Regions from separate parts of the Homo sapiens genome. Here region 1 is linked to region 2. Evidence: chromatin contacts called from ENCODE Hi-C data. All regions are on one chromosome and are shown on one strand. The core of a region is the stretch at or near the end of the contact, and the rest is flanking DNA. Distances in the headings are between cores, read along the strand shown. Region 1 overlaps CTNNBL1 (catenin beta like 1). Region 2 holds the start of LINC01746 (long intergenic non-protein coding RNA 1746).

Region 1 (3,340 bases), core at 499-2,998, 200 kb before region 2:
TAACGAAAATCAAAACATGAAGGTGAAAAGCCAAGGAGTAAGCATCTCTATCAAAATCAAGGATTTGCGAATAAAATTTCCCACTCAAATTATGTAAGTTCCAAGTACTGCTATTATATTTTAAAAGATTTAAGCCACACCAACTTATACATTAGCATTGCAAGGGCCATGGTTCTTGTTTAAAACAAGACACTTAACTGAAAGAAGCCAAAAGACAGTAGGTCACTAGAGCCATGGCCTTTCTGTGGATCTAATGCCTCTTGTCCTTTATTCAATTTTGTAAGCTCCTGTTTTCAAGTTGGGGGGAGTTTTTCTTCCTTTCAATAAATACTTATTAGGCACCTGCTATAGGGAAGACACAGAATTAAGCAAGAGAACAAACAGGGGTAACTTAGATCTGAACTCTGTCCACTGTTGTGGCATTTAAAAACCTTACACTGAATTAAAATTAATTTTGTAGAAATATCAAATTTTAAAAAAGGAAAATAAAACACAGATCTGGCATTAGACACACCTAAGGTTGACTCAAATCTGCAGTTCTCCAACTTTGCGCTGTGGCAACTGGGGTGTCATATTTAATTCACCACAGGATATGTTAAATTTTCAAGGAGAACACAGTGAAATGTGACATCTGTTGAACACTGCATTAACCAGGAGCTCAAGTTACATTTCTTCTGGTGACATCATATCTTTGTGGAGCTGCGTTTGGATAGCTGCTCTGACAAAAATAACTGTGAAAATCGATGTGAAATCAGAATGATGGTCGTAGCGTTCAATCTGATCCTAAGGTTTAAGGATTTGAGCAGTACCAAAAGGCACACATACCATTAGGAAGTAACTATGATATTTAAGAATGAAATAAAAATATTTTTTCTTTCAATTTGTGTGTATTATCTTCTCAAATGGCTAATAAATTGTAAGGACATAAATATATATTAAATGGTTTGGACATAACTACTTAATAAATGAGACTATTAGGTACTTTTTGGCATAGCGGTGCTGTAAAAACAGAATTACTGAGACACTAAGAATGCTGTAAGCTGACAATGGGAATCTATGACCCAAGAAACATTCTCAGTCTCAGTTTCCTCATCTGTAAAATGAAAATAAAAAATAGCACTTTTTTGATTAAGGGCACTGACATGAAAAAAAGAAAAAAGAAATAGAAAAAAAATCCCACTTATTTGGAGAGTTACTATGAGAATTTAAAAACATAATATGAAAGTACCTAACACACAGTAGGTACCACAAGTTTTTCTGACAACCATAACCAGAAATATCTGCATTAGAATCTGAGCTCTAACAGTTACCAGCTATGAGACTGGCCAAATTAATATCTTCCTCATGAAGTGGCTGTACTAAGGGAACTGGTGTATACATAACAGGCACCGACCAGCTGAGTTTCTTGCTACTGAGAATTCTTGGTTCCACAGGAAATCTCCACCTTTTGCTGTAAGACACTACTAAGAGTTTCCAATTTAACCAAAGTAAGTTTTTAAAAACCAGACTGATAACTTCATCATTTTTAAATTAAAATATAAGTTCTGACTGAGAAATTGGCATGAAGGAAGAATCTAATCAGGAAACCAAAATGATGAGGCCCGATAACTCCCCAACGCTGAGCTCTGCAATGCTTCAGAACCTAAAAGCAGTGCCAGCTGAGAAGCAGCTTGGCAAGAGGAGGTGGCTTCAAAGATGCCAAGGCCCAATGCTCACAGGCTCTCTCACGTGGTTCCCATGTGGTTTGGGCAACACCATTTCCTCTCTCTCTGGGATTTCTTTATCTGTAAATTGGGGATAGCTGCACCCTCTTGGCAGGGCTGTTTGTGAGGATTAGAAATAATGTATGTGGCCAGGCGCAGTGGCTCACACCTGTACTCCCAGCACTTTGGGAAGCTGAGGCGGGAGGATCACTTGACCCCAGGAGTTCAAGACCAGCCTGGGCAACATAGTGAGACCTCATCTCTACAAAAAACTACAAACATTAGCTGGGTGTGGTGGTGTGCACCTGAAGTCCCAGCTACTTGGGAGGCTGAGGTTGGAAAATCACTTGAGCCTGGGAGGTTAAGGCTGCAGTGAGTAGTGATGGCACCAACACTCTGGCCTGGCCAACAGCATGAGACCCTGCCTCAAAAAAAAAAAAAAAAAAAAAAAGAGAGAAAGAAAGAAAAAGAAGAAAAAGACAGGAAAGAAAGAAGAAGGTTCTAGAAAAACACTTTAGCATGTAGTGAGCAGTCAATACATGAAACTCATATCAGATGATGAAAACTTAGTGGTGATGATGATGATGATGACAACCAAATGTTTTAATCTGGTAGAAAAGAAATAGAAGAAATTAGGCCAGGTGGGAAGAAAGGAAAGTAATCTTTCATGTCTAGCCAAAGACAACACTTACAAAGCATATTTTATTTCTGTTTAAATCCCAGCCAGAGATTGCACAATACCAAACTGCCAAATTTCAAAGACATTTATTCAAAATCAGGAGAAAGGAGATTTTACTTAGCAGGTATAGTCTCTTGGATTTTGCAAAGTTAATCAGCGGGACTTGGAACTTGTAGGGCTCTCTTCTATCCAGGAGCCTGGCTCTCTTAAATCTTTCAGCTGTCAGAGTAATTATAGAGTCATGCATAGGTTTGTACTCAGCATGTACTAGCCTTGAATAAAATTACACTTCACCTTTTTGGGAGCTGCTGCTTTTCTGGAAAGTACAAAACAATTATGCTACCACTCACAGCCAGAAGCTGCAGGTTATATCTGTAGCTCACCTCTGCTACCTGGAACACATGGGGCAGGTTCAGACATATCTACAGCTCTGTACAATTGTCAAAGCAGATTGTGCCCTACAAAATCCCAACCTCTGGTCATAGAGGCTAAGAACTTTAGCATCAACCAGTTGTACATGTAATATAACTTAACTGAACGCTGCAACTGTTTCTGAAGCATTGATTTAACTGGGTAACAAGAGGGAATCTTATACTTGGTTTTGCTGTTATTTTCAATAGTACGTAATATCTTAATAAGCTTGTATTCCCCATTAAAAACATTAATTGTGATGCAGCATCTCTCACACTACTGTTATCTACTTACCTGTTAATCCATTTAATGCAATCATCTGCAGTGGTTTTTATCCTCATAAGAATAAATTAGTGGGGGTTGATTTGTTGGATGAAGAGATCCATGAATATCTCTATATACTGCTAGGCTACCAGTACAAAAAGGAGAAATCCAACACTAGAATGCTGTCACCAGTGTGCCACTCACTTAAGAATCACTCAAGGATTACTGAATAAATATGAGATGATCAGTCAAATCGTAAGGTTTTATCAAGCAATCTAGACAT
Region 2 (3,408 bases), core at 830-3,329:
GCCTGACTCAGTCTCCCAAAATGCTGAGATTACAGGCGTGAGCCACTGCACCCAGCCCAAACAGGTCTCTTAAAGCCTCGCCTCTCTTTCCCCTTTCTTCTGAGAGTTGCTGTCCCTGGTCCTGACAGCTTCCCCTGCCTCTGGCCATCTTCTCTTGCTCCTCCAGTCACCAACGTCCCTTCCTCCGAGAAGAGAACAATGGGAACTGTGTACAGGCCTCGGTTTGGCCGAGGCTCCGCCCAGCTCTGACAGTCACTAGCTGTGTGATGCTGGGCAGGTGGCTCCATCTCTCTGTGCCTCATTTTCCCCATCTACAAAGTGGGGGTGATAATAATACCACTTAGCATTGCTGGGAGGAATAATTGAGTTAATACAAGCGAGTGGACACTGTTGATGCCCAGCTCCGATGTGTTTGGATGCTAATAAGAAATCCTTATTCAGGCCGGGCACGTTGGCTCACGCCTGTAATCTCAGCACTTTGGGAGGCCGAGACGGGTGGATCACTTGAGGTCAGGAGTTCGAGACCAGCCTGGCCAATATAGTGAAACCCCATCTCTATTAGTAATACAAAAATTAGCAGGGTGTGGTGGCGTGCACCTGTAATCCCAGCTACTCGGGAGGCTGAGGCAGGAGAATCACTTGAACCTGGGAGGCAGAGGTTGCAGTGAGCTGAGATTGCACCACTGCACTCCAACCTGGGTGACAGAGTGAAACTGTGTCAAAAAAAAAAAAGAAAGAAAAAGAGAGAGAGAGAGAGAGAGAAAGAAAGAAAGAAAGAAAGAAAGAAAGAAAGAAAGAAAGGGGAAGGAAGGAAGGGAGAGAGAGAGAGACAGGAAAGAAGGAGAGAGAGAGAAGAAAGAGAGAAAGAAAGAGAGAGAAAAAGAAAGAAAGAAAGAAAGAAGAAAGAAAGAAAGAAAGAAAGAAAGAAAGAAAGAAAGAAAGAAAGAAAGAAAGAAAGAAAGAAAAAGAAAAGAAAGAAATCCTTATTCGGAGGCTTGACCTGGGGGCCTGGGAGTCAACGTGTCCCAAGAATGGCCCCCAGCCAATGACTAACAGAGGAGTATGAAAGCCCGGATCTTTTGCTTCCAGCTGGGACAAATTCTGGGGTGCTCCAGACCCACACCCCATTAGGCTGAGGCTAGGACATGGTCTGAACTCACACCCTTGCCTGGCTTCCTCCCCTTCCCTGTTCTGCAGCCCCTCTCCCCCTTACCTGGGCACACCTTTGAAATAAATCTCTTGCACAGGGGACTTTGTCTCAGGATCTGCTTCCAGGGACCCCGACCTAAGCAACAAGTCAAGCTATTTAGCATAGATCTGGCTCAGAGTAAATGCTCAATCTATTTGAGCTACTATCATTTTATTTCCTGGCAACTATGTGACTGGAAACAAATACCTTTTCCTGTCTGGGTCTTAATTTTCTCATCAGCAAAATGAGCATCATGATCTCTGCTCTGCATAAATTTTCATGGAATCACTGCGTGAGGGGGCCGGGTGTGATGGCTCAAGCCTGTAATCCCAGCACTTTGGGAGGCCAAGGCAGATGGATCACCTGAGGTCAGGAATTCCAGACCAGCCTGGCCAACATGGTGAAACCCGTCTCTATTAAAGAAATACAAAAATTAGCCAGGTGCAGTGGCACACACCTGTAATCCCAGTGACTCGGGAGGCTGAGGCTGGAGAATTGTGTGAACCCGGGAGGTGGAGGTTGCAGTGAGTCGTGATCACACCACTGCACTCCAGCCTGGGTGACAGAGCGAGATTCTGTCAAAAAAAAAAAAAAAAAAAGTGTGAGGAAATAGGCGAATGTCCACCTCCACTGAAGGATGGGCCGGGTGAAGGGACAGTTGCGGCTCTTCCTAATCAGTCCCATCACTTACCTGCCCTCCCAGTCACCATAGCTGGGAGCCCCCACCTCTGCCATTCCATGCATCCCTGGCCCAGAGGAGGCAAAACAGCCCTCTGCTTCCCTCCTCCAGAAGCAGGAAAACTTCACATCAGGATCCCGATGTCATCTTGAGATCTGCACAGCCCTCTTCTCACTTGAACAATTGTCCTCAAAGCCACAACCCCTCTGACTCTTCCAGGTTCTATTGCAGAAGCCTGGCCAGCCAGCTTTTGCTAGGTCATAAAAGGGCGATTGTTAGATTTTCGGGAACTTTGAGAACCAATTGTTAAACTGCTGGCAACTTGAAATCGATTGCAGTGGAAGTATTTACACCATGAAAACTGGCAAATGCTACAGACCCCAGCATTCTTTGGAGAGGTGGTTTACTAGCATGCAGCAGACTCCATCCCTTTATCAAACTCCCACCTGAGCTTCAGTCCTTTTAACAGAGAAAATATTTTGTATTTTTCTAAGTTAAGTGAAATCACTTTGCTTTTGCAGATGATCTTTTTATAGATTTATTTTCTATGGGTAGGTGGTTCACACATTGAAAAAAAGCAAAAAAGTTTCACATTTATTCCTTAGCACTTCCACCCCTAACATACATTCCCCATAGAAAGTCTTATCTTGAACTACCTCTTAAAGATTTCTTGACTTATAGAGTCTTAGAAATATTGACTTTCGGAATCTTCAAGTTATAGAAACTTTAGATTCTGGAATCCTGAACCCTTAAGACTCCTGGCTGTTAGAATTGGAGCATCCCAATTAGGGAAGTCACATCTTATTCAGGGATTTGGTTCTAGAGTTAATGGGTGAGCAAATATCCCAGTCTGGTGTAGTCAAAATGCCCCTTGCCAGTACATATATGCAAAGGAATATTATTCTGCCATAAAGAAAGAATAAAATCCTGTCATTTGCAACAACATGGATAGAACTGAACGACATTATGTTAAGTGAAATAAGCCAGGCACAGAAAGACAAACTTTGCATGTTCTCACTCATTTATGGGAGCTAAAAATGAAAACAATTGAACTTACAGAGACAGAGAGAAGAGTGACAGTTACCAGAGGCTGGGAAGGGTTGCAGGGAGGCAGGGGAAGTGAAGTTGGTTAATGGGTACAAAAACATAGATAGAAGAAATAACGGGAAGCTAAGGCAGGAGAATTGCTTGAACCTGGGAGGCAGAGGTTGCAGTGAGCCAAGATCGCACCACTGCACTCCAGCCTGGGCGACAGAGAGGGACTCTGTCTCAAATAAGATCTAGTAGCACACTAGGAAGACTATAGTCAAAAATAATTTATCGTATATTTTAAAATAACTAAAAAAGTAGAAACGGAATATTCCTTACACAAAGAAATAATAAATGGTTGAGGTGACAGATACCTCAATAACCCTGATGTGATTATTACACATTGTATGCCTGCATCAAAACATCACATGTACCCCGTAAATATATTACACCTATTGTGTACCCAGAATAATGAAAAAATAATTTTTAAAAAAGACAAAATTTCCCTTGC

What was found. Hi-C counts contacts between places; a loop is a spot of excess contacts on that map. Pooled maps may share reads with other maps.
Region 1: a loop to region 2 is called in a map of heart right ventricle, with 2.5 times the contacts of the local background. The contact joins the enhancer-like site here to the promoter of LINC01746 in region 2. A Hi-C loop is called at or near these places in 2 of 168 maps with a recorded cell type or tissue (heart right ventricle and left cardiac atrium) and 1 of 50 pooled maps.

What each region holds. Positions count from the first base shown.
Region 1 is chr20:37,772,724-37,776,063 of GRCh38, reverse strand. The region is part of intron 7 of CTNNBL1 (catenin beta like 1); the gene reads right to left. Among named protein-coding and RNA genes, the nearest start is that of CTNNBL1, 80 kb to the right of the region's middle. Within about 2 kb of position 1,748, at least 2 of the 41 ENCODE cell types and tissues checked have a DNase peak (open chromatin) inside an H3K27ac peak, as active enhancers do.
Region 2 is chr20:37,569,771-37,573,178 of GRCh38, reverse strand. It overlaps LINC01746 (long intergenic non-protein coding RNA 1746), which reads right to left and starts at 2,079. Exons shown (of 4, transcript NR_184035.1): 1 at 1,881-2,079; 2 at 1,214-1,285.